2 separate regions of the Homo sapiens genome follow, and region 1 is linked to region 2. Evidence: chromatin loops called from intact Hi-C (ENCODE). Cell type or tissue: endothelial cell of umbilical vein. All regions are shown on one strand. Each heading gives the region's core, and the rest is flanking DNA. Links, peaks and the distances in the headings are about the cores only. Region 1 holds the start of GYPA (glycophorin A (MNS blood group)). Region 2 overlaps SMARCA5 (SNF2 related chromatin remodeling ATPase 5).

Region 1 (15,653 bases), core at 7,654-15,653, 580 kb before region 2:
CAATAGCTGCAGGAAAAGCACTTGATAAAATTTAACAACATTTCATGATAAAGTTTCTCATAACTAGAAATACAACTGTCTTATTTGACAAAATGTGTCTACTACTATCACTTTATTAAACTTATTACTGGAGGTTCTAGACAGTGCAAAACAAGCAAGTGTGTGTGTGTGTTTGTGTTTGTGTGCATGCACATACATATAACGTAAACCTAGCATTATTTACAGACTAATAGGATTATGTACATTGAATATACAAAATAATACATAAAACTATTAGAATTAATGTGAATTTTAGAAAGATAACTTGATATAAAATCAAAATGAAAATATTGTATTTCTATATAAAAATAAACAATTGAAAATTTAAAGTAAACAAGCCACATACAATAGCATAAATCTAATAAATAATGAGGAAGACTTCTGCATAAATAATTACCAAACATTGATGAGAGAAACTAAAGAGAACCAAACAAATAGAGTCAGATACTGTGTTCATGGATTGGAAAATGCAATACTGTTAAGGTTTCAATTCCTCCCCAAAAGATTTAAGGATTTAATGCAATTCCAGGACATTCTTTTGGTGGAAATTAACAACCTGATTCTAAAACTAATAGGTGAAAGTGCATCTCTACATCCCGCCTCAAAGATGTAAAATATCAAAGGCTACCTTGAAAAAAGAATATGTAAGTTCATAAAAATAAGAAAGAAAGAAGTAAAACTGTCTCTATTTTCAGATTATATGATTGCTTACATAACAATTATAGAAAATACAAAAAACAACTACTAGAAGTAATACGTGAAGTTAGCAGGGCAAAAGAAAAAAGCTAATTTGCAAAAGTCAGCAAAAATATCCAGTATCTGCACAGAAATATCAATTTTATCTTATTATTAGATGGAATAGTCTGTGCCTGAATGGCAAAGCTGGGCTATCAAAGTATGTACACTCAAAAATACACTTTTAAGAAGGAACATGATCTAAAAGAGAAAGTGCATCCATTCAGCCTTGTAGAAAGTGTAGGATTGGGTGGAGCCAAGATGGCCGAACAAGAACAGCTCCAGTCTACAGCTCCCAGCGTGAGCGAGGCAGAAGACGGGTGATTTCTGCATTTCCAACTGAGGTACCAGGTTCATCTCACTGGGGAGTGCCAGACAGTGGGTGCAGGACAGTGGGTGCAGCGCACCGTGCGTGAGCTGAAGCAGGGCGAGGCATTGCCTCACCCGGGAAGCACAAGGGGTCAGGGAATTCCCTTTCCTAGTCAAAGAAAGGGGTGACAGATTGCACCTGGAAAATTGGGTCACTCCCACCCTAATACTGCGCTTTTCCAATGGGCTTAACAAACGGCACACCAGGAGATTATATCCCGCACATGGCTCAGAGGGTCCTACGCCCACAGAGCCTCGCTCATTGCTAGCACAGCAGTCTGACATCAAACTGCAAGGCGGCAGTGAGGCTGGGGGTGGGGGGGTGCCCGCCATTGCTGAGGCTTGAGTAGGTAAACAAAGTGGCCGGGAAGCTCGAACTGGGTAGAGCCCACCACAGCTCAAGGAGGCCTGACTGCCTCTGTAGACTCCACCTCTGGAGGCAGGGCACAGACAAACAAAAGGCAGCAGTAACCTCTGCAGACTTAAATGTCCCTGTCTGACAGCTTTGAAGAGAGTAGTGGTTCTCCCAGCACGCAGCTTGAGATCTGAGAACTGACAGACTGCCTCCTCAAGTGGGTCCCTGACCCCTGAGTAGCCTAACTGGGAGGCATCCCCCAGTAGAGGCGGACTGACACCTCACACGGCCGGGTACTCCTCTGAGACAAAACTTCCAGAGGAACGATCAGGCAGCAGCATTTGCAGTACACCAATATCTGCTGTTCTGCAGCCACTGCTGCTGATACCCAGGCAAACAGGGTCTGGGGTGGACCTCCAGCAAACTCCAACAGACCTGCAGCTGAGGGTCCTGACTGTTAGAAGGAAAACTAACAAACAGAAAGGACATCCACACCAAAATCCCATCTGTACATCACCATCATCAAAGACCAAAGGTAGATAAAACCACAAAGATGGGGAAAAAACAAAGCAGATAAACTGGAAACTCTAAAAATCAGAGTGTCTCTCCTCCTCCAAAGGAACGCAGCTCCTCACCAGCAACGGAACAAAGCTGGATGGAGAATGACTTTGATGAGTTGAGAGAAGAAGGCTTCAGAAGATCAAACTACTCTGAGCTAAAGGAGGAAGTTCAAACCAATGGCAAAGAAGTTAAAAACCGTGAAAAAAAATTAGACGAATGGATAACCAAAATAACCAATGCAGAGAAGTCCTTAAAGGACCTGATGGATCTGAAAACCAAGGCACGAGAACTATGTGACGAATGCACAAGCCACAGTAGCTGATGCAATCAACTGGAAGAACGGGTATCAGCAATGGAAGATGAAATGAGTGAAATGAAGTAAGAAGAGAAGTTTAGAGAAAAAAGAATAAAAAGAAACAAACAAAGCCTCCAAGAAATATGGGACTAAGTGAAAAGACCAAATCTGCGTCTGATTGGTGTACCTGAAAATGACGGGGAGAATGGAACCAAGTTGGAAAACACGCTGCAGGATATTATCCAGGAGAACTTCCCCAATCTAGCAAGGCAGGCCAACATTCAAATTCAGGAAATACAGAGAACGCCACAAAAATACTCCTTGAGAAGAGCAACTCCAAGACACATAATTGTCAGATTCACCAAAGTTGAAATGATGGAAAAAATGTTAAGGGCAGCCAGAGAGAAAGGTCAGGTTACCCACAAAGGGAAGCCCATCAGACTAACAGTGGATCTATCGGCAGAAACTCTACAAGCCAGAAAAGAGTGGGGGCCCATATTCAACATTCTTAAAGAAAAGAATTTTCAACCCAGAATTTCATATCCAGCCAAACTAAGCTTCATAAGTGGAGGAGAAATAAAATACTATACAGACAAGCAAACGCTGAAAGATTTTGTCACCACCAGGCCTGCCCTAAAAGAGATCCTGAAGGAAGCACTAAACATGGAAAGGAACAACCAGTACCAGCCACTGCAAAAACATGCCAAATTGTAAAGACCATCAAGGCTAGGAAGAAACTGCATCAACTAATGAGCAAAATAACCAGCTAACATCATAATGACAGGATCGAATTCACACATAACAATATTAACCTTAAATGTAAATGGGCTAAATGCCCCAATTAAAAGACACAGACTGGCAAAATGGATAGTCAAGACAAATCAGTGTGTTGTATTCAGGAAACCCATCTCACATGAAGAGACACACATGGGCTCAAAATAAAGGGATGGAGGAAGATCTACCAAGCAAATGGAAAACAAAAAAAGGCAGGTGTTGCAATCCTAGTCTCGGATAAAACAGACTTTAAACCAACAAAGATCAAAAGAGACAAAGAAGGCCATTACATAATGGTAAAGGGATCAATTCAATAAGAAGAGCTAACTATCCTAAATATATATGCACCCAATACAGGAGCACCCAGATTCATAAAGCAAGTCCTGAGTGACCTACAAAGAGACTTAGACTCCCACACAATAATAATGGGAGACTTCAACACCCCACTGTCAACATTAGACAGATCAACAAGACAGAAAGTTAACAAGGATATCCATGGATTGAACTCAGCTCTGCACCAAGTGGACCTAATAGACATCTACAGAAGTCTCCACCCCAAATCAACAGAATATACATTCTTTTCAGCACCACACCACACCTATTCCAAAATTGACCACATAGTTGGAAGTAAAGCTCTCCTCAGCAAATGTAAAGAACAGAAATTATAACAAACTGTCTCTCAGACCACAGTGCAATCAAACTAGAACTCAGGATTAAGAAACTCACTCAAAACTGCTCAACTACATGGAAACTGAACAACCTGCTCCTGAATGACTACTGGGTACATAACAAAATGAAGGCAGAAATAAAGATGTTCTTTGAATCCAACGAGAACAAACACACAACATACCAGAATCTCTGGGACACATTTAAAACAGTGTGTAGAGGGAAATTTATAGCTCTAAATGCCCACAAGAGAGAGCAGGAAAGATCTAAAATTGACCCCCTAACATCACAATTCAAAGAACTAGAGAAGCAAGAGCAAACACATTCAAAAGCTAGCAGAAGGCAAGAAATAACTAAGATCAGAGCAGAACTGAAGGAGACAGAGACACAAAAAACCCTTCAAAAAAATCAATGAATCCAGGAGCTGGCTCTTTGAAAAGATCAACAAAATTGATAGACTGCTAGCAAGACTAATAAAGAAGAAAAGAGAGAAGAATCAAATAGACGCAATAAAAAATGACGGGATATCACCACCGATCCCACAGAAATACAAACTACCATCAGAGAATACTATAAACACCTCTACACAAATAAACTAGAAAATCTAGAAGAAATGGATAAATTCCTCCACACATACACCGTCCCAAGACTAAACCAGGAATTTGAATCTCTGAATAGACCAATAACAGGCTCTGAAATTGAGGCAATAATTAATAGCTTACCAACCAAAAAGAGTCCAGGACCACATGGATTCACAGCCAAATTCTACCAGAGATACGAGGAGGAGCTGGTACCTTTACTTCTGAAACTATTCCAATCAATAGAAAAAGAGGGAATCCTCCCTAACTCATTTTATGAGGCCAGCATCATCCTGATACCAAAGCCTGGCAGAGACACAACAAAAAAAGAGAATTTTAGACCAATATCCTTGATGAACATTGATGCAAAAATCCTCAATAAAATACTGGCAAACCGAATCCAGCAGTACATCAAAAAGCTTATCCGCCATGATCAAGTGGGCTTCATCTCTGGGATGCAAGGCTGGTTCAACATACAAAAATCAATAAACGTAATCCAGCATATAAACAGAACCAAAGACAAAAACTACATGATTATCTCAATAGATGCAGAAAAGGCCTTTGACAAAATTCAACAACCCTTCATGCTGAAAACTCTCAATAAATTAGGTATTGATGGGACACATCTCAAAATAAGAGCTATCTATGACAAACCCACAGCCAATATCATACTGAATGGACAAAAACTGGAAGCATTCCCTTTGAAAACTGGCACAAGACAGGGATGCCCTCTCTCACCACTCCTATTCAACATAGTGTTGGAAGTTCTGGCCAGGGCAATCAGGCAGGAGAAGGAAATAAAGGGCATTGAATTAGGAAGTCAAATTGTCCCTGTTTGCAGATGACATGTGTATATATCTAGAAAACCCCATCGTCTCAGCCTAAAATCTCCTTAAGCTGATAAGCAACTTCAGCAAAGTCTCAGGATACAAAATCAATGTGCGAAAATCACAAGCATTCTTATACACGAATAACAGACAAACAGAGAGCCAAATCATGAGTGAACTCCCATTCACAATTGCTGAAAAGAGAATAAAATACCTAGGAATCCAACTTACAAGGGAGGTGAAGGACCTCTTCAAGGAGAACTACAAACCACTGCTCAAGGAAATAAAAGAGGATACAAACAAATGGAAGAACATTCCATGCTCATGGGTAGGAAGAATCAATATCATGAAAATGGCCATACTGCCCAAGGTAATTTATAGATTCAATGCCATCCCCATCAAGCTACCAATGACTTTCCTCACAGAATTGGATAAAACTACTTTAAAGTTCATATGAAACCAAAAAGAGCCTGCATTGCCAAGTCAATCCTAAGCCAAAAGAACAAAGCTGGAGGCATCACGCTACCTGACTGCAAACTATACTACAAGGCTACAGTAACCAAAACAGCATGGTACTGGTACCAAAACAGAGATATAGACCAATGGAACAGAACAGAGCCCTCAGAAATAATGCCGCATATCTACAACTATCTGATCTTTGACAAACCTGACAAAAACAAGAAATGGGGAAAGGATTCCCTATTTAATAAATGGTGCTGGGAAAACTGGCTAGCCATATGGAGAAACCTGAAACTGGATCCCTTCCTTACACCTTATACAAAAATTAATTCAAGATGGATTAAAGACTTAAATGTTAGACCTGAAACCATAAAAACCCTAGAAGAAAACCTAGGCAATACCATTCAGGACATAGGCATGGGCAAGGACTTCATGTCTAAAACACCAAAAGCAATGGCAACAAAAGCCAAAATTGACAAATGGGATCTAATTAAACTAAAGAGCTTCTGCACAGCAAAAGAAACTACCATCAGAGTGAACAGGCAACCTACAAAATGGGAGAAAATGTTTACAACCTACTCATCTGACAAAGGGCTAATATCCAGAATCTACAATGAACTCAAACAAATTTACAAGAAAAAAACAACCCCATCAAAAAGTGGGCAAAGGATATGAACAGACACTTCTCAAAAGAAGACATTTATGCAGCCAACAGACACATGAAAAAATGCTCATCATCACTGGCCATCAGAGAAATGCAAATCAAAACCACAATGAGATATGATCTCACACCAGTTAGAATGGCAATCATTAAAAAGTCAGGAAACAACAGGTGCTGGAGAGGATGTGGAGAAATAGGAACCCTTTTACACTGTTGGTGGGACTGTAAACTAGTTCAACCATTGTGAAAGTCAGTGTGGCGATTCCTCAGGGATATAGAACTAGAGATACCATATGACCCAGCCATCCCATTACTGGGTATATACCCAAACGATTACAAATCATGCTGCTATAAAGACACATGCACACGTATGTTTATTGCATCACTATTCACAATAGCAAAGACTTGGAACCAACCCAAATGTCCAACAATGATAGACTGGATTAAGAAAATGTGGCACATATACACCATGGAATACTATGCAGCCATAAAAAAATGATGAGCTCATGTCCTTTGTAGGGACATGGATAAAACTGGAAACCATCATTCTCAGCAAACTATCGCAAGGACAAAAAACCAAACACCACTTGTTCTCACTCATAGGTGGGAATTGAACAATGAGAACACATGGACACAGGAAGGGGAACATCACACACCAGGGACTGCTGTGGTGTGGGGGGAGCGGGGAGGGATAGCATTAGGAGATATACCTCATGCTAAATGATGAGTAAATGGGTGCAGCACACCAACATGGCACATGTATACATATGTAACAAACCTGCACGTTGTGCACATGTACCCTAAAATTTAAAGTACAATAATAATAAAATTAAAAAAAAATAAAAGAAAAGCTACTCCTGCTTGCTTCTGGTTGCATTTGCGTTGAATGTCTCTTTCTACCCCTTTACCTTAAGTTTATGTGAGTCCTTATGTGTCAGTTGAGTCTCATGGAGGGAGCAGATAGTTGCTTTATGAATTCTTATCCATTCTTTAATTCTGTATCTTTTAAGTGGAGCATTTAGGCCATTTATATTCAATGTTAGTATCGAGATATGAGGTACCATTCCATTCATTGTGCTATTTCTTGCCTGTATACCTTGTTTTTTAGTTGTTGTTGTTTGTTTGTTGTTGTTGTTGTATAGGTCCTGTAATATTTACTCTTTAAAGAGGCTCTGTTTTAATGTTGTTCCAGAATTTCTTTCAACATTTATAGCTCCTTTTAGCAGTTCCTGTAGTGCTGGCTTGGTAGTGCCAAATTCTCTCAGCATTTGTTTGTCTGAAAAAGACTGTATCTTTCCTCCATTTATGAAGCTTAGTTTCGGTGGATACAAATTCTTGGCTGATAATTATTTTGTTTAAGGAGGCTGAAGACAGGGCCAAAATCCCTTCTAGTCTATAGAGTTTCTGCTGAGAAATCTGCTGTTAATCTGATAGGTTTTCCTTTATAGGTTAAGTCATCCTTTTACCTCACAGCTCTTAAGATTCTTTCCCTCATCTTAACTTTAGATAACCTGATGACAATATGCCTAGGCAATGACTTTTTGCAATGTATTTCCCAGGTGTTCTTTGAACTTGTATTTGGATGTCTAGGTCTCTAGCAAGGCCGGGAAGTTTTCCTTGATTATTCCCCAAAATATGTTTTCCAAACTTAGATTTCTCTTCTTCCTCAAGAAGGCTGATAATTCTTAGTTTGGTTGTTTAACATAATCCCAGATTTCTTGCAGGCTTTGCTTGTATTTTCTTATTCTTTTTTCTTTGTCTTTGTTGGTTTGGGTTAATTTGAAAACCTCGTCTTCGAGCTCTGAAGTTCTTTCTTTTGCTTGTTGGAATCTATTGCTGAGACTTTCCAGAGCATTTTGCATTTCTATAAGTGCACCCATTTTTTCCTGAAGTTTTGATTGTTATTTATGCTATCTATTTAATTGAAAATTTCTCCCCTCATTTCTTGTATCATTTTATCTTTTTTTTTTCACTTCCTTAAATTGGGCTTTGCCTTTTTTGGTACCTCCTTGATTAGCTTAATAACTAACCTTCTGAATTCTTTTCCACGTAAATCAGGGATTTCTTCTTCATTTGGATCCATTGCTGGTGAGCTAGTGAGATTTTGGGGGGGTGTTAAAAAACCTTGTTTTGTCATATTACCAGAGTTGGCTTTCTGGTTCCTTCTCCTTTGGGTAGGCTCTGTCAGAGGGAAAGTCTAGGGCTCAAGGCTGTTGTTCAGATTCTTTTGTCCCACGGGGTGTTCCCTTGATGTAGTACTCTCCCACTTTTCCCAGGGATGTGGCTTCCTGAGGGCAGAGCTGTAGTGATTTTTATCCCTGATTTTTATCCCATGCAGGTTGTCAGGGAAGTTGAAGTCACAGGCCTCACCCAGCTCCCACATAACCCGAAGGGCTGGTCTCACTCCCACCATAGCCCCTACAACAGCACTGAGTCTGTTTCAAGGCAGTGGGTGAGCAGGGCTGAGAATTTGCCCCAGGCTACCAGCCTCCCAGCTGCAAAAGCAAGTAGGGCTTTGGTACTTCCCCACCTGTGGAGTCTGCACACTGGATTCATGCCCTCCCCCAGGTTCTGGCCAGGAGACTTCTCAATCTGTTCAAATTGTTACAAAGTTCAGCTGGAAGTTTCCTTCTCTTTGTGACCATTTCCCAGTGCCTCTGGTAGCCCTCCTCAAGGACCCCTGAGAGGCAAGGCAGAAATGGATAGCTAGGGAACCCTGTGAGCCCACAGGGCTTTTCGCGCTGCTTTCTCTAGCAGTGTATGTCACTTGGCTCTCTAAATTGACTCAGCTCCAAGTAAGGTCAAAATCTTCTCCTGTGATCTAGACCTTTAGGTTCCCCAGTGAGGATGTGTGTTCAGGAGCTGACTATTCCCCTTTCCCACTTCCACAGTTTGCAGTTTGGGCTCCCACAGCATTTGGGGTGTCTCCTGAGACCTGCAGGAGCAATTCACTTCCTTCAGAGGGTCTGTGGGTTCTCTCAGCTTTCCTGATTTATTCCTGCAGTCAAAGTTCATGATACAAGCCTCCACACGCTGCTTTGTCTGTCCAAGTGGGAGCTGCAATCCAGTCCTGCCTCCCATCCACCATGATCTCTGGAATACATCTGAAATGTTCTATGTCTTGATTTGAGTGACAGTTTCACACATATACTCATGTATGTGTGTGTGTGTATATGTGTGTGTATATATATATATGAGTTATACACTTACAGTTTGTGAGTGTTACATTTTAATAAAAATAAATCTTAGAAATGACTACATATTTGTTCCTTTTCTTTTATCAATATACTTCCGCTAGTATTCATATAGAGAAACAGGGCTAAATTCATGTTTACAAAGGTAAACGGCAGAATGAATTGATATCCTAGACATTGAAAAGAACAAATGTGAGATTAAAATTTCAAACAGTTTTGAAAACTACTACATTGTGTACTCTTGCACTATCTCTCTCTTTCTTGATATCAGACCATTGCTCATGCTGCTTTCTCTGCTTAAAATGTTCTTAATTCTCCCGTGACTTGTCTACTCATCCTTTAGGTCTCATTGCTTGCTCTGGAAAACCTTTCCAGAACCCCAAGTCTGAGTTAGGTACCCCTCTTATGTACTCTTATAACACCCTTTGCTTACTACTATCATCCACTTGACACTCCATAATGCAGTTGCCTTCTTAATTTGTTTCCCAATTAAGCTGTCAGTTCCTGAAGGGAAACTTGAGTTACTGAAGGTTGTATCTTCCACACTTGGCACAGTGCCCAGTAGGTGCTCACAAATCATGTGTTGAATTATTATTTGGATGTAGAACAAGCTGGACCTATCAATTCTCAGCAGAAAGATCATGTATGATTCCTGATTCCAGCAGTATAGCACAATGGACTTAGAGGCAACTGGGAACAGTTAATCACTGTCTACGTCACCATTGTAGTGATGAGAGTTTCTCACTTCTGGGGTTTCTTCAACACACATCACATCTCATTATAATTTTAAAGAAAGGAAACTGAAAATTGGATTAAAGAAATCTCATCACTAGAAGGTGTTGAAGAAGACTCCTAAATAAATTAGATTTCCAAACCCAAATGCCAAAAGCTTAGAAAGAGTATAAATGCATGTGATGGATTGCGTTTTTGCTCCCAATTATTAGGGCCCTTCCTGTAAGTGTTTTATATATCCTCACCATTGAACTATGACTTGCAGGACTTCCATTTGGAAGAATTATATTTACTTGTCCCATTGAGGTCAGCTTGGCCACTGATTTACTTTGGTTAATAGAATGTGAGAAAAAAAAATAACACATACCATGTCTGAGAGGAAGCATTAAAAGCCATTCCTTATTTGGCCTTTTTCCCCCAGTTTGCAACAAGAACAGCATATTCCAAACGGAGGTGGCTCCTTCAGTCTTGATCCTGGAACTTGTCACCATCATAGACCAAATGTAATGTGAGCAGGAAATGAACCAGTGTTGCTGCAAGACACTGAGATTTTGAGGCCTTACCACAGTAAAACCTAATCTAAGAAATGGAAGCAAGCATCAGGTGGAGCACTTACCAGACTCAAGAAAGCCTATTTGTCCCAAGAGACAGCCAGTCCTTAGCTCTCATGGATTGTCACAATGTAGACCTGCATGCTAACTCTTGCCAGATCTTCCTGTAAGAGGAGCCAAATTTTTAATTAAATCAATTCCTGATTTTAATTAAAATATACCTTCTTTTTAAATGTTGGCAGCTAAATCCATACGTTTAAAAAACACTTAGGGCAAATCAAATCAGGTAATACACCCATAATCTCTTTTCCATTCCATAGTTTGCTCATATATAAAATAAGAATGCTAATATCTGTTCTGTCTCTCTAACAGGGTTATTTTGAGCGTTAGATTTATCTTACCTTGTAGTTGTTTTTTTATTTAAAAAAATTTTGAAATGATAAACTAACAAAGGTCAGGGAAAGTTCTTAGATTACTCTGGCAAAGCAGGCTGGACAATTCTAAGGCAACGAGGTACCACGGAGGCTAGTAGTATAAACCACTGTGCCTCCACTTTCCTGCCCCTCCCCTGTTCTCCACTCCTCCATGCAAAACATGAAAAGCACACTTCTCCACTGGCAGATCAGACTAGCATGCAACCATCTTCAGGAATAATCTAAGCCTGAAATAGTTGAGAGGTAAGTAATTGACAAAAATGAATGGTTCTCTGTCATGAAACAAGCAAGGTATAAGTTTGTGTTGATCGATCCAAGTTGCCTTTCCTAGATTATAACATTGAACTTCATCCTTCTTAACTACGTCATAGAAATGACTCAGGCAATTCAAAAAATAGCCTAAAGACATGTAGTATCAAGAAAATTGGATAAGTTTTTTATGTTTGATCAAATGCCTCAAAAGTACTTGTTTTATTTTATGCAAAGAGTCAAAATTCTTAAAAGATGTGGATTTATCTAATAATTTGCATGATATAGCTCATAGGTAGAATTTTATGATAATTCTGAATGTGTACTTCAGTAAAAATATTTTTGAAAAAATTAAAGAAGATTAGGGAATGCCTGAAAAAGAAATATGTAATCTGACGTATATTTTTTTCTGTTGCATTTTCAGGGCTCACATTTTTTCCTTCCATTGTGCAGATACGCCACTAGAGGGCACTATATGGCTCTGCTTCCTCACACCTTGTGTGAGGTGCTGAATCTGACCTCTGATTTCCTCATTGAGAACCCTCCAGGTTTTGACTTACTTTAATAGGGCCAGGTACTCTATAGGGCATTGTGCCAGATGCTGGAAACAGAACAACAGAGACAGGACCCACAAATACAAAGCAACAGATTGTTCACAACAACCTGAGACAGGTGTTAATAAACAGGCATGTGTAAGCACTACAGGAGTTTAGAGAATTGCTAACGATGTGATTCTGCAGGAAAGGAAAGTGGGAGGTCATGGAAGAGAAAGCACTCTCAGACTCTGACCAGTCCAGGCTGAAGGAGGTATGAAAGCTGAATTTTAGGCTGAGTTTCCTTTTCGTTTTCCCCTTCCTGCCTTAGCAATGGACCTCCATACTGGAGGGAACCTGAAGCTAGGACATGACATAGGTTACCCGCAGGATATATAAAAAATGATCAGCCTATACACCCAGGACTGCCTGTGAGAAGTTGCTTTCCTCTGCACTGCAATATTTATTTGTCATTTATTGATTTGAGAAATATTTATTGTCAAGTGTGCCCCAAGCACTCATTGGTAAATAAAATAGTCATAGGGTGTGCCCACTTAAAAACTGTAGTCCAGTAGAGACACAATGATTGCAATGTAGTGTAATAAGTCCTATGATAAGAGAAGAAGATGAAACCACACAAGTATAGAGCAGGGGCACCTGACAAAGACAGGAAGTCAGGGAAGGCTTTGTGGAGGAAGTACTATTCAATTGAGACCCCAAGCAGAATTGGAGGCCACTTAAAAGAGTAGGTGTATTCCAGGTGAAGATAGCACAACCCAGGAAAAAAAGAATCCAATAGGATTTTATTTGTGTATATACAATTTTCAGATCTTGCTGTTTTCCACTTATCCATTTTATCCTGAGTCTCCATATCTTTATTTTTGAAAACATGATTTTAATAGTTGCTCTAATAGTCCATCGTAAGAATAGTGACATTTATTTACCCATTTTCAGAAATAGCATTTTTAAGACTCATGCTAATCGCTCTCCCTTTGTCAATATAAAATTGTGTGAAATAATTCTTACTGCTTATATGAATATCAACAACATTTCCTTTACTTGGCTGACTCTTGAGCACAATTCCTGCAACTCAACCTGATATCCAGCCATAACAAACACTGAATTTATAGAAGGTATTAATTTATTATGTATTGTTTAATTTTAACTTTTTAATAAAATTTGCTGCAGTTGTTTTACATGAATTGGCAGGGCCTTAAGAGGCATTCTGGATTCTTGTCCTGCTGCTCAGATTACCCCCTCTGTGTCATTCATTCTTCCATCCTCCCCAAGTCTGCATCTCCGCTGCCTCCATCCACTAGTCCCTCATTCTCAGGCTCCTCCCTCTCTGGGATGCTCTGCTGATACTTATCTCCATCTTTCTCCAGTAAATAATTTTTTTTCTCTGTCGCCCAGTTTCCTGAAGCTGCAAACATTAGCTTCATAAATGATTTTTTTAAACCACACTTTGGGTAAATATGTATGTATGTTATATGTGGCAAATTGCTCACATAGCAAATTGATTTTCTGGGTCAGGCAGGAAAGACTTTCACAAAAATCTTACAGGAAGTAAGATGATTTAGATGGAGTATCCAGTCACCTTCTGTTGAACCATTTCAGACCTAATTTATATTTTTTGTTCTGTCTGCCTTTAAAATTGAGCTTCCTCGCATTTTCATACCTTTCATTTTAACCTACTTTACTCATAAGGTTTTTGGTTTGTTGGGTTTTGTTTCTGACTGTTTGCATTTATTGTCTTGGTATTCATTTATGCTTACTTAGCAAGGTATATTTCAGACAGAAACAGCTCACTGGTTTCATAGCTGCGCAGTACTAGCTCTTCAGTTCAAACTCTCTTTTCACTGAAAGATCTGTTGCATCTCATGTCTCTTACATTGCTGTGTGGCTCACCATGAGTTTGGGAGTCTTTCAGAACCTCAGAACACTCAAATGATTTAAATTTCTCAAATACATTCATTTCACATATAGGAAGTCACTTTCATTTGGACCACTGGGTCTTGACATTAGAAATGAGAAGGTCCATGGCTCCACAACAGCTACCTCAGCCTGGCACGTGCCCTGGCCTCAGAGATTCACAGTCCAGTTCTTTGTCCAGTTGGGTGGCTCCTGTCTACCACCTTACCATGCCCACTTAACTGATGCAAAGTTAATATCACAAGTAGCAACCTGTTCCTTGCAGTGAAAATTTTACTTACCACTTTCATAGCCCCAAGATATCCATGTATCTTTATTAACAGGCGCTTAACAACTTGCATCATTTAAAATGCCTCCCCTGCCTATCAGCTGATGATGGCCGCAGGAAGGTGGGCCTGGAAGATAACAGCTAGCAGGCTAAGGTCAGACACTGACACTTGCAGTTGTCTTTGGTAGTTTTTTTGCACTAACTTCAGGAACCAGCTCATGATCTCAGGATGTATGGAAAAATAATCTTTGTATTACTATTGTCAGGTAAGTGATTTTATTTCATCTTGGTTCTGTTATATTGGGTATGAGATCATAGAATAAAATATGAACTACCCTATTTTAGTTCTATCTTATTTAAATCAATAAATGAGTAGTATTTCCTCTTCCAGTCTGGTGGATGGATTTTACTGGAACTCAGCTACCAATGTGGGGGAAATGGCACAAGGGAGCCCAGTATTTATGGCCAAATCCAGTTTTCTAGTATGAGAAGCTTACTTCAATTCTAAGTCTAGCTAGAATTAAAATAATTTTATCAAATGCTATGAGAAATACCTCTCTGTGAATAAATGTATTGCTTTGTTTGAGTTATAAGGAGATTCATTTCCAAACTAAAGAGTTATTAACGAAGATGTTGGTAGCTATATGGCTTTTAGTTTTCAAAAGGTATAATTTCCTATTTCTGCCAAATGGCGAGAAGCCAAAAGCATGAACACTGAAACCGTGGGGAGTTGTTCGCTTCTCTGTGGGTCCATTACTAAAGTGTCACATAGGAAGAAAAAAAACAAAAACAACTCTTACTGGCTTAGGTATCCTGTGAATTTTAGGAGAAATTTAAATCCATTAAAATAAAGAAATATCATAGGGTTATTATTAAATTGTATTAATTCAATAATTTGAATTTAACTTAGTTTAAATTTAATTATTAATTTAGTGTCTTAAATTAACATGATTTTGGCCTCTTTCTGAGAATATTATAGTTAAACATCCTCTCAAGTGCAGTGCTTATGTGTTAGCAATACTAGTGCCCAGCACACAGCGGGCAGGCAGTTGCTTGAAACATTCTGAGTCTATTAGACATTGCTGTATCCCAAGTGAGAGCAAGTATCAAGGAGCTACTGAGCACTCTGTAGCACACAGGGAGGAGAGATCAGCATTTTCTAAGATACCCTAGGGGAGGATAAAATAGTGCAATAGTTAAGAGCACAGGCATGAGGAACAGACAGAACTGGGTTCAAATCTACTTTTACTTCTCAAGGCTGGGGAACATTAAGGCAAATTATGTGCCCACATTTTTATGTGTCCTCGTCTTTAAAATGCAGGCAGTGTTGGTACTTACCTCATAATAATTGCATAAAGATTAAACAAAATATTTAATGGAATACACTTACTGATGCCTGAAACAAAGTAAAATGTTAAGATTACTATGCATTTTCTGTGAT
Region 2 (16,315 bases), core at 3,284-11,283:
ACTAGGGAGGCTGAGGCAGGAGAATGGCATGAATCTGGGAGGTGGAGCTTGCAGCGAGCAGAGATCGCGCCACTGCACTCCAGCCTGGGTGACAGAGCGAGACTCCATCTCAAGAAAAAAAAAAGAACTTAAATCTAAGACCTGAAATCATAAAAATTCTAGAAAATACATCGAAAAACTCTTCTAGACATTGGCTTAAGCCAAGATCCCAAAAGCAAATGCAACAAATAGAAAGATAAATAGGCAGGACCTAATTAAACTAAAAAACTTCTGCACAGCAAAAGAAATAGCAGAGTAAACAGACAGCCCCAAGGGAAAAAAGACAAATACTCCTATCAAAGAGTGGACTAAGGATATGAATAGACAATTCTCAAAAGAAGACATGCAAATGGCCAACATCGGAAAAATTGTTCAGCATCACTAATGATCAGGCAAATGCAAATCAAAACCACAATGCGATACCACCTTACTCCCACAAGAATGGCCATAATTAAAAAATCAAAAAATAACAGATGTTGGTGTGGATGTGGTGAAAAGTAGAACTGCTGTTTGATCCAGCAATCCCAGTCTTGGGTATCTACTTAGAGGAAAAGAAATCATTATATGAAAAAGACACTTGCACATGCATGTTTATAGCAGCACAATTCACAACTGCAAAAATATGGAACTAGCCTAAATGCCCATCAACCAATGAGTGGATAAAGAAAATGTGGTATATAGATACCATGGAATGCTACTCAGCCATAAAAAGGAATGAAATAATGGCATTCACAGCAACCTGGAAAGAGACCATAATTCTAAGTGAAGTAACTCAGGAATGGAAAAACAAACATCGTATGTTCGTATGTTGTAAATGAGAGCTAAGCTACGAGGATGCAAAGGCATATATAAGAGTGACATAATGGACTCTGGGGACTTGGGGGAAGGGTTGCGGGGGTGGTGAGGGATAAAAGAGTACACATTGGGTACAGTGTACACTGCTTGGGTGACAGGTGCACAAAAATCTCAGAAATCATCACCAAAGAACTTTTTCATCCAACCAACCAGCACCTGTTCCTCCAAAACTATTGAAATAAAAAAAAAAAAAAACAGGCTGAGCATGGTGGCTCACACCTGTAATCCCAGCACTGTGGGAGGCCAAGGTGGGTGGATCACGAGGTCAGGAGTTCGAGACAAGCCTGATCACCATGATGAAACCCTGTCTCTACAAAAACAAAAAACAAACAGAAACAAGTAGTATCTGTTGATATTGTAAAGAGCAAATCAAACTACTGTTATAGCACATGTGGTTTTCTAATGAGAAAATGCTTATAAAGTATGTCTAGAGGGGAAAATCCTGCTCACTTAAATAGGATAAATTATATCTTCCAGAGGTCCTAATAAGAGTGAGTGAAGAACAATGAGTCAGGGACCCCAAGAAGATACTGAGTTATAATTACCATGTCCATATTAACAACATAAAAGAAAACTTATAATTTAGATGACTAATAAGGCCTTTCATTCTTTCCTACCACTTTCAGGTTTCTCTTACTGTTTCCGGGGTGTTAGTGTTGAAAATAATGATTCTTAGGCACTTTTACAGAATAGCAATATTTAGTAACCACGATTTGGTATAAAAGGATATCAGGTTAATTTATATACAATTTTGCAAGAAAAGTGTGGTAACTTACTGATCTTTTTCTGAAACATACACGAGCCACAAGAAATGCTAACAATTCTGTATAGTATAGCAGTTCGCCTCTCAGTTGTGTCTTATGCACTGCCATGTTTATACATGGGATCCTAACCTTTTAGACTGAAATACATTTAAAAAGTTATAATCTTCAGGTCTCAGAAACAACATATTTAGTTTATATATTTTCTTTCCATTAAGAAAAGGTTTAGCATTTGAGTAAGAACATGACACATTCTGCTTTCTTAATATCATATTGTCTTTAGCATATAACCACCTTTAGATTAAAAACCTGGAGGAAAATGGTTATTTGCCAAAAAATAATTTTCTTCCCTCAACATTTAGGTGAAAACACAAGGCACAAAGTGAAATACAGCCTGGAAGAATATTTATAGAAAGACAGAATTGTATAGAAAGGTATAGAAAGACAGAATTGCCTGACATAAAAATTATTTTAGAATATAAAACATAATTTTAGAAAATGATAAATATGATGGGGTATAATTATTTATTCATAATTCTGGAAAAGTAATAAAAATACATTCACTATATTTAACCAAAAGCATAAACATTCTTTTAAAAAGTAGTACTTGTTATTCATTATGTGCCTTTTTAAACTAATTCAATTATCTTTACTGTATATGATTTTCTCTATATAGATTTCTATTCTGTATGTTACATTCTATTTTTTACTTACAAGCAAATCATTTTTTAAACTCAAATGTGTTAACTCTCTTGAAGTCATGTGCTATCAATAAATAATAAATAATATTGAGAATATTACCTTGAAAAATCAAAAAAAAAAAGAAAACAAGTTATGTTCTTCCAAGATACAATGATGAAATAAAGACTGATAAACATTTCCACTTCAAAATGGAGAAATAGGCCAAAAATAAGGGGCAACAGGCCCCACAGAAATCTGCAACCCAGTAGGGCAGACATTAAATCTTAAAGCTCCAAAATAATCTCCCATGACTCCATGTCCCACATCCAGGCCACACTGGTACGAGGGGTGTGCTCCCAAGGTCTTGGACAGTCAGACCCCTATGACTCTGCTGGGTGCAGCTCACATGGCTGCCCTCATGGGTTGGAGTCGAATGCCTGTGGCTTTTCAAGGCTGAAGGTATAAGCTGGCTCTTCCACTCTGGGATCTGGAAGGCAGTGGCCTGTTCCTACAGCTCCACTAGGCAGTGCCTCGGTGAGGACTCTCCATGGGGGGCTTCAATCTCATATTTCACCTCAGCACTGCCCTATCGAGACTTTCTACAGGGCCTCCACTCCTGCAGCAGGCTTTTTCCTGGGCACCCAGTCTTTCCACTATATCCTCTGCAATCTAGAGGAAAGTTGCCAAGGCTCCACCACTCTTGCCTTCTGCCTGCCTGCAGAACTAACACCATGTGGAAACCTACAAGGCTTATGGCTTGTGCCCTCTAGAGCAGTTGCCCAAGCAGTATCTGGGGCCCTCTGAGCTGAGGCTGGAGCCAAAGCAGCTAGGATTCGGGGAACAGTGTCCTGACTCTGTACAGGGTAATGGGGGGCCCCAGGCTTGGTTCCCAAAATCATTCTTTCCTCCTAGACCTCTGGGCTTGTGAAGGGAGAGGCTGCCTTGAAGAATTACCTTCAATAATTTATAATATAACCAGGAATCAAATTTCTTATTACCTTTCTTCATGGGTTTTCTGGCCTCTAAAATGGAAAAAAGATTAATTCTGTTCCTAGAGATATGTATCCAGCAAGAAGATCTGTTAACAAGTCAGATACCAAGCAGAGTTAACCACACAGTAGAAAAATGTGCCCGTACACGCTGTCATTGGGTGCCCACATCAACCTCTAATGTGAAATTTAAGTAATAGAAAGAGGAAAAGTATTTTTTAAATGTACCAAAACATGAAAAAGTTTTATTGACTGGCAGAGGTAAAGTTAAAGTAATAGATTTACCAGAAGGTAGAAATACTAGTTGAGGGTGTTGTTTCCCCCACCCTCCTACAAAATGCTGCTTCCACAGTTTCTCCAGAATTTGCAGTTACTTTCTGACTCCACATATTCACTACTCCCTGATTTCAGAGGAGGGTCCAAATCTCTTTATTTTCCAAATTGATCACTTTGAACCCTGACATTTTTAGGCCCCAGACCTTAACAATAAGCCTCAGTCTTCTTTACCAGCTCAATCATTTCTACCTGCCATCTTTCGTTCTTCTCAGAAAAAGCTCACTTTATGGGCTGATACCTGGAACCCTAGTGGTCATCAGAAAATGGGGTTTAATACTTGGCAGTCACATGCATGCTTGATATTTCCCAATCTCAATGCCTAGGATGGCATATCCCCTCTGTCTTGTAACCAGAAAAATGTCATTTGTCCTCAGACTAAAGAGATCATGGAGAACTGTTTCAGCAATAGATATGGAGCAAGGAAGCATTATTCTTTCCTATGCCTGCATGGAACAGCAACTGAGGTTACAAATAATACTCCCCTGTTTTCAATCTTTCGATGGCTTTCTATCACAAACTATTTTGTGGACTTAGGGAAAAATCAAAACATATTTCTTGTCTACAAGACTGTAAAAGCTCTATTTACATGATGTGGCCCTAACTAAGTCTCCATTATTATTTACCACCTCTCTCTCCCTCCCCCACTACACTCCAGCCATGGTGTCTTACTGCTGTTCTTCAAACATAACAAGCACTTTCCCATCACAGGGCTTTTGCACTTGCGGTTCCCCCACTCCTCCTAAAGATCTTCACACAGATGTTTGATGGTTAACTCTCTTACATTATTCAGTTTTTCATCCAAATGTCATTTCCCCGGAAACAACTTTGCTGACCACCTTAAGGCAACAACCCAACATCAGTATCTGCTTACTCTGTGTTGTTTGTCTTCACAGCAGTAACGACTTTCTGGATTTTTATATGTGTTTGTTTATGCATATGTGTTAGCATATAAACTCCATGAAGGCTGAGGTTTTGTCAGTTCTCTTTATTGTTTTATCTGTGGTACCTAGAATGGTGCCTGATACAGAAAGGTTCTATATAAATGTATGTTAAATGAAGGATTTGACCAAGGAGTATCATCAAATTTCCTGTTGCCTGAGCCAGTAGCTGACTTCTCTGTTGCCCCTTGCTTTCAAGCAGCTGGTTGAGTAATTGTATTATACACATTGGGTGGCCAACTGCCATTCTGAGACCTAATTTTCTAGTTCTAAAGAAACTATAAAATTGATCTGAAGAAACTACTAGAGCCAACAATAATTCAGGAATTCATCCCACCATCTGAGCACTAATTTCTTGACTTTCCTCTGAAGATAGGTGCTAGACCTTTGGCAAACAATGGCAGCAAATGACAGGAAAAGTCAAGTTAAGACCTATTTTGCCTTAGCACTGCTATATTCCTATGGTCACAAGTGTTTCATAGTATAATCACATCCTCTTGTTTAAGTGGCATAGGCTTAGGATTGTTATTTTTCTTTAGCATACACATAAACAGGGGCCAAAATTGAACTCAACTGCTGTATATTGGCTACATCAAATATTGCAGTAAGAATCTGGACTTTGGGGTTTGAATGGACAAATCTATATTATAATTTTCCTCTGATATTTTACAAATAAACTTTTCCATCAAGGAGTCTACACACACTGGTTCTACATTTTCTTTACCATCAGATCCTGTTTTGAACACTACCATGCCACTGAAGAAAACTGTTCTCTCCAAGGTCAATCTGCACTGACCTGTATCAGTCATTAAATCCAATGCCTCCTTCCAAATTTTCCACAGCAGCTTTCAAAACCTGTGACATTCTGGGTCTCCTCCCATAACTGACTCCCACTTTACAGGCAGTAAAATGTAGAAGACAATGCATGGACAATAAAGTTATACCATTCTGGATCAAGCAAATCTGTTCCAGTTTTGAATTCTCACTCAACCACCTATTGGCTACACAACTTTAAACTAGTGGGTTCACAAACCCCTAAGCTTTACTTTCCTAACCTATATAATGGAAGCAATCATATCCACCAAATGTTGTGGTTATGAAAACTAAATAATAATATTGTCTTTTGGCACACGGTTAGACATTAAATGAATGTAAGTTTTCATCTTTCTTTTGTATCCTCTATCACTTCCTTGACTATTTTGTCTTCTTTCAACAAAGTCTCTCCTGTTATTTTCATTTATTCCATTAACTATCAGTTTTTGAAGGGCTCATGTAAATATTCAGCTCCACACTTATTGAAAATTTCTTAATTACTTACAAAATTTGTAAGTCACTGATATGTGACTTACCTAATGTAATTACCCTAATGTAATGCCCCACGGGGTGGGACAGGAAGGTGGGTGTCTGCGGTGGAAGCAGGATGGTACCCACGTGGAGGTGTCGGCCATGTCGAGGATGCTCCCTGGTGGCAGGGTGGAGGAGATGAGCATGTTGCCGATGGTGATAGTGATGCGGAGGCGGGAGGGCAGGGGCCCCACCTGGAACAGGCTACTGATGTCGGTGTCAAAGGGGAGGTAGATCCCTCATGCTCTAGCGCGTCGACCCCATTCACCCACACGATGGCATAGGAGTGGGCACTGACAATCCTCAGTACCACTCTTGTGTGCAGGTCCTGGGTCCATTGCTCCAGGAAGGTCACCTCCCGTTCGTACCACATCTGGTCTACAAAATGCCGCAGCCGCCAGTCCTGGCCAACGTCGTTGAAGCTGGAGGGAACCGGTATGTCCATGGTGGAGCCCGACTCTCGCAGCAGACGCCGATACCACTACTCCTAGAAGCCAAGGCACAGTTTGTCGAAGAAGTCGGCGCGGAAGCTCCAGAGGCGGTCCAGCTTCTTCCGCTCCCGCGACGGCCTCTCTCTTGGGTACAGCATCCCGCCCTGCAGCGCCAGCGCGCAGCCCCACAACAACGGCCCGAGCGCCTACCAGGCGTCCGCCGCCCCCCGGACCATGCTTTCCGCTCCTCTGCTGGGCCGCCGTCTGCGGGCCTATCAGCAGCGCGGGAGGAGCCCTGCGGACTGGTCGCGCGCGACGTGACGCGCCAGTCGCGCAGAGGGAAAGTATTTTTTTAAAACCAAGAGATTTGAACTGACGAACAATTACAAATACCCAAAGTGATGATTTGTCCCCCTGTGTTTAAAAGTCTTGGTGCTAGACAATCAAGGATGTTTCCAACATGTACGTAGAAGACTCTGACCTTCTAGCACCACTGTTCGGGTGTTAAACCCGGCCTAGTCCTACGTGACTGCCTGCGCCTTTCTGTATTCTAGTCTTTCACTCCCAGCTGCAGCTGGTAGCCGGCAGCGTTTGACCTGCAGTGGGCAGCTCACCTTTGTTCCTAACACTGCCATCTCGCGGATGGGGTCTGCAGCCGCCAATCAGAGCGTCAAGGTGAGCCTGGGGAGACCTCTACAGGTGCCTGTGGTTTCATTGTAACTACCTAAACTATTCATTCTCTTATCAAGCACCCACCCAGTTCCAGTACTGTCCAGTTACAATAAGGAGCCCAATGATAATTTTTTTTAAAGATTAGTTCCTGCTGTGAAGAAACTAAACTCAGCGTACTCTTGAAGGAGCTCCCTCTAACTTATCTTACGACTATTAAGGGTGAGAAAAAAGCACTGTGGCGTCTGCAGCATTTAGATTGGTAGGAGTATTCTGCAAGACTTGTGCCATTACTTTTATCAAGTTGGCTCCCAGGGAAAGAGGTGGCTGGGGAGGAGGGGGAGCGCAAAAAATAGGAGGCTGGGGGAAAGCCAATACCCAGAGAAAAGACCTTTCTACAACTGGAAAGCATACTAAGAAAGCAAACCTATCCATCTACTGGGATTAAAGGGCATATAAAATGAAAAAAAAAAAAGTTACTCCTTGCAAAGCTAGGATGACCAGATGGCCCCTTGCCACCTCCCAGAAGGGAATCTGAAAGTCAGCTAATCACCAGCCTGTTTGTGAGGAAGAGCCAGTAAGAACTCCGCCTTTGCACAGCAAATCTGTATCATCTATTCTTCTTTTTCCCTCCACTCAGGATCCCTACACCCAGCCAGCATGGGCATCAAGGAAAGCAGGCTGGTAAACTTCAGGGCAGAGATCCGCTTCTGAAGGCAGCTAGTAATGTCTCACCCAGCTAAGCCTTGCTACTAGGCAACAGCACTGCCTCACTCAAGAAATTATCAATCTGCATCAGGCCAGATGCAGTGGCTCACACCTGTAATCTCAACATTTGGGAGGCGGAGGCAGGCAGATCATTTGAGGCCAGGAGTTCGAGACCAGCCTGGCCAATATGGTGAAACCCTGTCTCTACTAAAAATACAGTAATTAGCCAGGTGTGGTGCATGCCTGTAGTCCCAGCTATCCGGAAGGCTGAGCCAGGAGAATTGCTTGAACCTGGGTGGCAGAGGTTGCAGTGAGCCTAGATCGCACCACTGCACTCCAACCTGGGTGACAGAGCAAGACTCTGTCTCAAAAGTCACTAGTGTGCATGAGACACAGAAGCTTTGACAAAAATTCAAACAGCCATGGAGAAATACCGATGGTCTACAGAAGCAGTGCTTAGTCCTTGCTAGAATTCTCTAGTTTTGAAACATGGGAATAAGTAGAACTGCCAATGTGTCTGATGAGTAACTGTGGTATTTATTGCAACTGAGCTCTAGAAAGAGGCTACTGTTGTCTATGATCTGTCCTTTCCCCAACCACCCAGGCATCTCTTTGTCCACTCCAGTGATGTCTGCAGACCACCCTAATGTCACCTCAAGAGGGGTGAACCAACCTTCCACTGGCCAGCATAATAGCCTTGGAGTTTCATCTCAGATTTCATAGTGAATTCGGCTTTCAGGGCAGGATTTAGTTTGGGATGAAAAAGTGTTTCCATTAAGTATTGTATTTGAATCCTGGGTTCTTCAATGATTGAGGAAGACTAATAAAGAAAAGTTTACAAATAATCACATGAACTAAATTAGGACTTCAAAAGTTTAATGAAGTGAAATAATCTCTACTTATCTCTATTTCTTTTCCCAATTTATTCACAATCTATATACATAAAAACTCCTTTGGGTTGTCTACATCAAAAACAAGAATTTCTGTAGTAAGCAAACTATATGCATATTCTTTGTATTAATAAAATATTTTTGTCAATGTAGTGTTTACATTGTTTATATTACAAAGTTTCCAACATTAACTAAATTCTGATAAACTTTCTTCTTGTACTGGAGATACATGATATGCAACATTAAATATTGGTGTCCTAGAGATAAGAGCCACACACCTTGTATGCTGTAGAGTTAAAGGCAAGTACCTAGATCCTCAATCTTCTCATAGCCTCATTACCCCCCAAAAAAGCTGTCATTAGAGCTAGGGAATCTCTCCGGACACAAGGGAATCTGTGGTAACAAAGAATGTAGACCCATGTTGCCAGTCTTGAGTATCTCAGGTGAGGTGCCAGTCCACTTCTGAAACAATGCTTTGCCTCTTATGCCTGTGGAGAAACTATTCCACTTCTTCATTTTTTTCATTTAGAATCATATCATTTCAGTCTTTTTCTTCTTACTTCAATTTTGGTTCTTGTAGCATAGTCTTTTCTGGTAACTACTGTAAAGTTAATGCTGCAAAAGCCTATTTAATCATTCTAATAAAAACCTTAACAGATCCAAAACGATTCTGGGATGTACACAGCGAAGTTAATTCTGCAGCACTGCTCCACACCAAGAATGTATTTTGCCCATTATCTGTCATCTGAGGGATGCCCTCACCTTTGATCTTGACATCAGATTCCAACAGGCAAAGATACATTTTGGTAACAGCTATGTACATATACAAAATATGTATATATTTTGGTAACAGCTACTCCGTTAATACATGTCTTCTAGCATTCCATTCATTTGGATTTATGAGTTCATCAATCCACCTTGTGTCATTAATCTACTTTGTTTAAATTACCCTCCTTAGTACCCATTTTTTTAGCAATGTTCTACTCCAAAACTACTGGTTTGAAATATAGTAGCACATCCTTTCAAAAAGATTTGTTTTTTAGATTCAAAGGGATAGAACAAGATGAAATTTATTTTTTACTCAGAATTTTTCTGAAAAACCACAGGGGTGTTTTACAATGCTTTTTAAGATCGAGATTAAGAAAGGTACTAAGCCAAAGATCATTTATATAATCATTTATATAATTAAATCCAGATTAGTTCAAACAATCGGCATATATTAAATACTCAAAGGGCAGATGGAGCAATCCTTATCTGAAATGCCTGGAACCAGAAGTGTTTTTAGCATTTTCCAGACTTTAGAATACTTGCATTATACTTATCAGTTCAGCATCCCTAATCCAAAAATCAGAAATGCCCTAATGAGCATTCAAATTATGGAGCATTTCTGATTTTAGATTTTTTGATTAGGGATGCTCAACTTGTACTCTATGCTTAGGATTTGCTTCTCTCAACTTTATGAAAAACAAAATGTAGGCCAGGTGTGGTGTAGGCTCACAACTATGATCCCAGCACTTTGGAATGTAGGCTTACACATGTAATCCCAGCACTTTGAGAGGTTGACGCAAGAGGATTGCCTGAAGTCGGCGTTTGAGACCGGACTGGGCAACATAGCAAGGCCCTATCTCTACAAAAACTAAAAAAACTTAGCTGGGCGTGGTATCTGTAGTCCTAGCTACTTGGGAAGCTGAGGTGGGAGGATCACTTGAGCCCTGAAGTTTGAGGTTGCAGTGAGCTGTGATTGCACCACTGCACTCCAGCCTGGGTGACAGAGCAAGACCCTGTCTCTTAAAAGTAGTAATAATTACACTTTATAATAGCCTCCAGCACTTTGTCAGATGTACAATTAAGCAATCTTTCATGCTTTGTTGTTAAAAAAAAAAAAAGACATTTATTCAGTATCATGATCAGATTATTAAAACATTTAGCAATCAACAGCATGGGTACAAAACAAAACAATCTACACTGAAACCCTGTGTTGGAATGCTTTACTTTCCACAGAACAGAAACTATTATACAATTAGTCACAAATACAGTCATCAAGTTCTGTGATCGTGGTGGCTTTGGTGGCAGCCATGGTGGTGGTGATGGATATGGTGGCAGTGGGGATTGCTATAATAGATTTGGTAATGATTGAAGCAATTTTGGAGGTGGTAAAAGCTACAATGATTTTGGCAATGACAACAATCAGTCTTCAAATTTTGGACCCATGAAGGGAGGAAACTTTGGAGGCAGAAGCTCTGGGCCCTATGGTGGTAGAGGCCAATACTTTGCCAAACCACGATACCAAGGTGGCTAAGGCAGTTCCAGTAGCAGTAGTGGTTAAGGCAGTTCCAGTAGCAGTAGTAGCTGTGGCACTGACAGAAGATTTTAATTACTGCCAGGAAACAAAAGCTTAGCGGGAGAGGAAAGCCAGAGAAGTGACAGGGAAGTGACAGGTTAAAACAGATTTGTGAACTTGGCCAAACACAGTGGTGGCAGGGCCTAGCTGGTTCATGCTTTTTTTTCAAGTGAGTTTCCCTTCACACAGTTTCCATTTGAGTCCCTAAGCTCTCAGGGCTACCACTATACTTGATTCATTTTGCATTTCCACTGTGTATCTCCCTCCCAGTTTCTCCTCCTCTTGAAAACATCACTTTTGTGACCTCCGTAAGTTTTCTTCAGCCTTACATTTTTTCAATTTCTTCCAAACTGAGGTGATAACTCTTACAAATTCTTTTTCCTTTCATAAGTAACCATTCCTCATGCATGTATTAGACCTTTAACTGTTAAGAATCTAACATAGTATTTAAAAAGTTAATTTTGAGGTAGCACTAAATTCAAATTACTTTACAATTTGCCATAAATACTGCGTTTTGCTTGACATTAACAGCAGCAATTCCACATTTCAAGAAATTAAGCAGTATTAGTAATACTGCAGGTATCAAAATTTTTTTTTTAAATCTTCAATTACATGTGGGCAGATGAAAACAACTACTAATAGAAATTTAAGGGAAAGATATCCAATTAAGGGAAATGTGTCCTAAAGGAAAAAGTGAATAAAAATTGAGAAAACAATTAAAGAAATGGAAAGAAAAGACCACTTTACGGATTATAAAAGTTATATTTATTCACGATGCTACATTTATTGCATTCCCTTAGAAAAATGGAGAACTGTTTATGTACCCAATCTGCACATATAAAATTTTATACAAATTATGTGTAGCACATAAAGGCCTCTGGTACAGCTAAAATCCTGACACTATAATTTGGGTATTCCTGCTTTAGGGTCTCCAGTTTATCAGGTCTGTCCATAGAAAACAGAAACTGGAATTATAGTCAGTCTTGCTAACACTTAGAAACTACTTTAAAATACAATAAAATTTTCATTTACCCTAAAAGTCCAAATGGGAGGGGATATATTTTGTTACCAATTTCAATGTAACAGTATGACAAATTCACACCTCATTTTGGCTGGGCTTTCAAAATTAAAAAAAAAAAATCACCTTAGTTCTGACATTATCTAAGTTGTGGCTGCTTCAGAAGGTCATATGACAAAATATTTACCAAATAATTAAAAATAATAATAATAATATTCCTTTTACAAAATGGTACAGTAATACCTTAAGGAACCGGAAAATACTAAATGTCTTTGGCTATACAACTAAAAGGCCATTCTTTCAAAAGAATAGGGCATATTCATTTCAGAATCAACTAAAAAAAACAGAAAGCATAACAGAAATATGCATAGAATTTAAGTATACTTTGTCTTGCCTTCTTTTCCCATTCTACCCACATAAGCAAGGAGAATGCAATTTATATAATCTTTCCAGATGAGACTCAATAGCACTACAAAGAAAATACCCAAATTTCTGCAAAGGCAAAGTGAATTAAAATAATTACACAACTAGGTGAAGACTGAAAGGGACAAATGTTATTTGCAATTTTCTTTTTAACTTGTTTTTAAGCCTTACAAGTGTAGAAATTATAGCTAATAAACAAAAAGTCACAATCTTCACAAATGGAACTACAATAGAAAAATAAATCAAATGAAACACTTAGTAATAAATGAAGCCTATTTTATTACTTCAAGTGTTAATGATAAAAAAATTTCAGCACAGCTGTTGCATTTAAAAAAGTGAAACTACATACTATGTTTCTAGCTCAGTAAACAGATGAACCTGATGTCTTTAAATGACATAACAATTGAGCATTGTACAGTACATCTTATGAAGACCCGTAAATTAAAGAACTACTGGTTTAAAGTTAGTGATTATGAAACAAAAACATATTCATAGTTTCAGCTTCTTTTTTCTTCCTCGACCATCAGGTGCGCCATCCATTTTACGTTTCTGTGTCTACAAACAGACAGAAGGATTACTTTTCACAAGACTAATATAAACATGAAATATAGTTGCAGACACATTATAACACTTTAGTAATAACAACTACTACAAAGTAATAGGTATGAGACTTTTCCCCCAGGCTATATAAATCTTTCAAAGCAAACTATAAAGCCTCCAAATAATCTTACCTACTTATTTTACTTACAGAATAAAAAATGTTAATGTTAATAATGACGTTATAAAACTAATGCACAATTAACAGTAGTAGATCAATATCAAATAAATGCAAGCTTCCCAAAATAGTAAGAAACACTTGAGTTTTTAAAAGGCAGTTACATAAGTACCAAATATTATCCAGAGATACTCATTTATTCATGACTTTATAAATTAACCATTTTTTATTAAATTAACTATTATTAAATAACATTTTTTCCCTTTAAGTGTTTGCCTTCACATTGCTAAAACATCACTGAAATAATCAAAGCTTAGAGACTAACAGTAAAAGTCATAATACCACTGCTTTTCCAATGTTTCTTAAATTATTCTAAAATTATAACTTGTATTCTCAATGAGATGTGTACACACTTGACATTTACGAGACATACTTTCCTGATTTTCACGAAGCCCCATATTAAGGACTACCATATCATCAAGAAGTGATTTTTCCCACACAACCCAGTCAAGCTAAATTTGTACTTTTTAAGTATTTCAAGGAAGTCCTAGCTACAGCAATCAGACGAGAGAAAGAAAGAAAGGACATCTAAATCGGAAACAAAGAAGTCAAATTGCCCTATTTGTAAATGACATAATCTTACATTTGGAAAAACCTAAAGACTCCATCAAAAAACTATTAGAACTCATAAACAAATTCAGTGACACTGCAGGATACAAAATCAACATACAACAAACAGTAGCATTTCTATGCCAACAGTGAAGAATGTGAAAAATAAAAAGTAATCCCATTTACAGTAATTACACGTGAAATAAAATACCCAGGAATTAATCAAAGAAGCGAAAGATCTCTAAGATAAACTATAAAACACTGATGTAAGAAACTGAAGACACAAAAAAATAGATATTCCATGTTCATGGATTAGCAAATTCAATATTGTTAAAATGTCCATACTACCCAAAGCAATCCACAGATTCAATGCAATCCTTATCAAAATACCCATGACATTCTTCACTGAAATAGAAAAAAAAATACTAAAATTTATATGGACCCACAGAACACCCAGAAATAGCCAAAGCCACCCTAAGCAAAAAGAATAAAACTGGAAGAATCACATTACCTGACTTAACTTATAGTACCGAGCTATAGTAACCAAAACAGCATGGTGCTGGTATAGAAACAGATACATAGATCAGTGCAACAGTGGAAAAGAACAGAGAACCCAGAGATAAGTCCGTAAAGTCCATACATCTACATGGAACTCATTTTTGACAAAGCTACCAAGAACATACACTGGAGAAAGGACAGTCTCTTCAATAAATGGTAATGGGAAAATTGGATATCCATACACAGAAGAATGAAACTTGACCTGTATCCCTAACTATATAAAAAAATCAAATCAAAATGTATTAAAGACTTTAAGTCCTCAAACTGTGAAACTACAAGAAAACATTGGGAAAACTCTCCAGAACACTGGACTGGGCAAAGATTTCTTGAATAATACCCCACAGGCAACCAAAGCAAAAATGGACAAATGGGATCACATTAAGTTAAAAAGCTTCTGCACAGCAGAGGAAACAGCAAAGTGAAGAGACATCCCACAGAATGGAAGAAAATATTTGCAAACTACCCATTTGTCAAAGGATTAATAAATAACCAGAATATGTAAGAGCTCAAACAACTCTACTGAAAAAAATCCTAACAGTCCGATTTAAAAATAGGCAAAAGATCTGAACAGATGATTCTCAAAGGAAGACATACAAATGGCAAACAAGCATATTAAAAGCTGTTCAGTATCACTGATCATCAGAGAAATGCAATCAAAACTACAATGAGATAACATCTCATCCCAGATAAAATGGCTTTTATCCAAAAGTCAGGCAATAACAAATCCTGACAAGAATGTGGAGAAAAGGAAACCCTCATACACTTTTGGTGGGAACGCAAATTAGTACAATCACTGTGGAAGCAGTTTGAAGGTTCCTCAAAAAACTACAGATAAGAGTTACCCTACTCCTAGGTTTACACCCAAAAGAAAGTCAGTATATCAAAGAGATATGTGCACTCCCATGTTTACTGCAGCACTATTCACAGTAGCCATGATTTGGAAGCAACCTAAGTGTCCATCAACAGATAAATGGATAAAGAAAACATGGTATGTATACACAATAGAATACTATTCAACCATAAGCAATGAGACCCTGTAATTTGCAGCAACATGGATGGAACTGGAGTTTATTAAGTGAAATAAGCCAGACACAGAAAGACAAACTTGGCATGTTCTCACTTATTTGTGGGAGCTAAAAACTACAATTAAACTCATGGAGACAGAGAGAAGGATGGATACCAGAGGCTGAGAAAGGCAGTGGGGGTGGGGGAAAGTGGGGCTGGCTAATGGATACAAATAAATACAAAGAGAGACTAAGACCCAGTATTTGATAGCCCAACACAGTGACTACCGCAATAAATAATTTAATTATACATTTTAAAATAACTAAGAGTTAAACTGTTTGTAACAGGGATAAATGCTGGAGGTGATAAATACCCCATTTACCCTGATGTCCTTATTACTTATTGCATGCCTGTATCAAAGTATCTCATGTAACCTATAAATACATACTTACTCATAACAACTAAAAATTAAAAATTATACCACTACCTAAATTTGAAAGTGGAAGAATCTCAAATTATGAGCTTGGGTTCTCCCTTAAGGAAAAAAAAAAAAAAAAAAAAGTAAAGGCAATGGAGGGGTGCACAACAGGGACTAACACATCAATGACAGCCAAGCAGTGTTAAATACTTAGAAAGGGGAAATTTACATAATCCACATATTTACATATTCATGAATACTTACTGAAGGCTTTGGTCCTCGTTTCTTTTTCTCTGCCTTCTCCTTTTCTTCTAGTTCCATGTTTTCTCTTTCAATCAAAGTAATTAAGGTATTACATCTCCTCTGGAGCTCCTAAATTATAAACAAACATGGTACACGCACTTTCCATCCACAAGTTTCATGATTTCAATTTTAAAACAAGGTATGTTTTAATAGGATAATATATAAAACCACTAATACACCCCTGATTTAAAAAAAAAACAACTGATTTTCATATACAATTCATGCTATGAAGATTAAAGGCAAGATATTTGTAAATAATGTTTTTACTCCAATCTTTAAAGCCA

What was found. Hi-C counts contacts between places; a loop is a spot of excess contacts. Peaks named below come from ENCODE experiments on the same cell type or tissue, not always from the same donor. Only the 100,000 strongest peaks of a DNase experiment are listed, where the experiment ranks them.
Region 1: a loop joins it to region 2, with 20 times the contacts of the local background. A loop is called at or near these places in 6 of 110 quality-filtered maps.

Annotation. Positions count from the first base shown.
Region 1 is chr4:144,139,424-144,155,076 of GRCh38, reverse strand. GYPA (glycophorin A (MNS blood group)) reads left to right here and starts at 14,359. Exons shown (of 7, transcript NM_002099.8): 1 at 14,359-14,478. The coding sequence starts at 14,442. It overlaps LOC105377460 (a long non-coding RNA gene), which reads right to left. Exons shown (of 11, transcript XR_002959803.2): 9 at 10,862-10,960. In endothelial cell of umbilical vein, for the core only: a CTCF peak has its summit at 11,939 (motif pointing right); no DNase peak of the experiment used is centred there.
Region 2 is chr4:143,549,782-143,566,096 of GRCh38, reverse strand. SMARCA5 (SNF2 related chromatin remodeling ATPase 5) reads right to left here. Exons shown (of 24, transcript NM_003601.4): 23 at 15,993-16,100; 24 at 8,611-12,978. The coding sequence ends at 12,913. It also overlaps the pseudogene GUSBP5. Among named protein-coding and RNA genes, the nearest start is that of SMARCA5-AS1, 43 kb to the right of the region's middle. RefSeq lists enhancers at 6,374-6,473, 6,604-6,713, 6,724-6,883. In endothelial cell of umbilical vein, for the core only: a CTCF peak has its summit at 7,057 (motif pointing left); a DNase peak (open chromatin) is centred at 6,866; H3K4me3 peaks cover 1,062 bases; H3K27ac peaks cover 430 bases.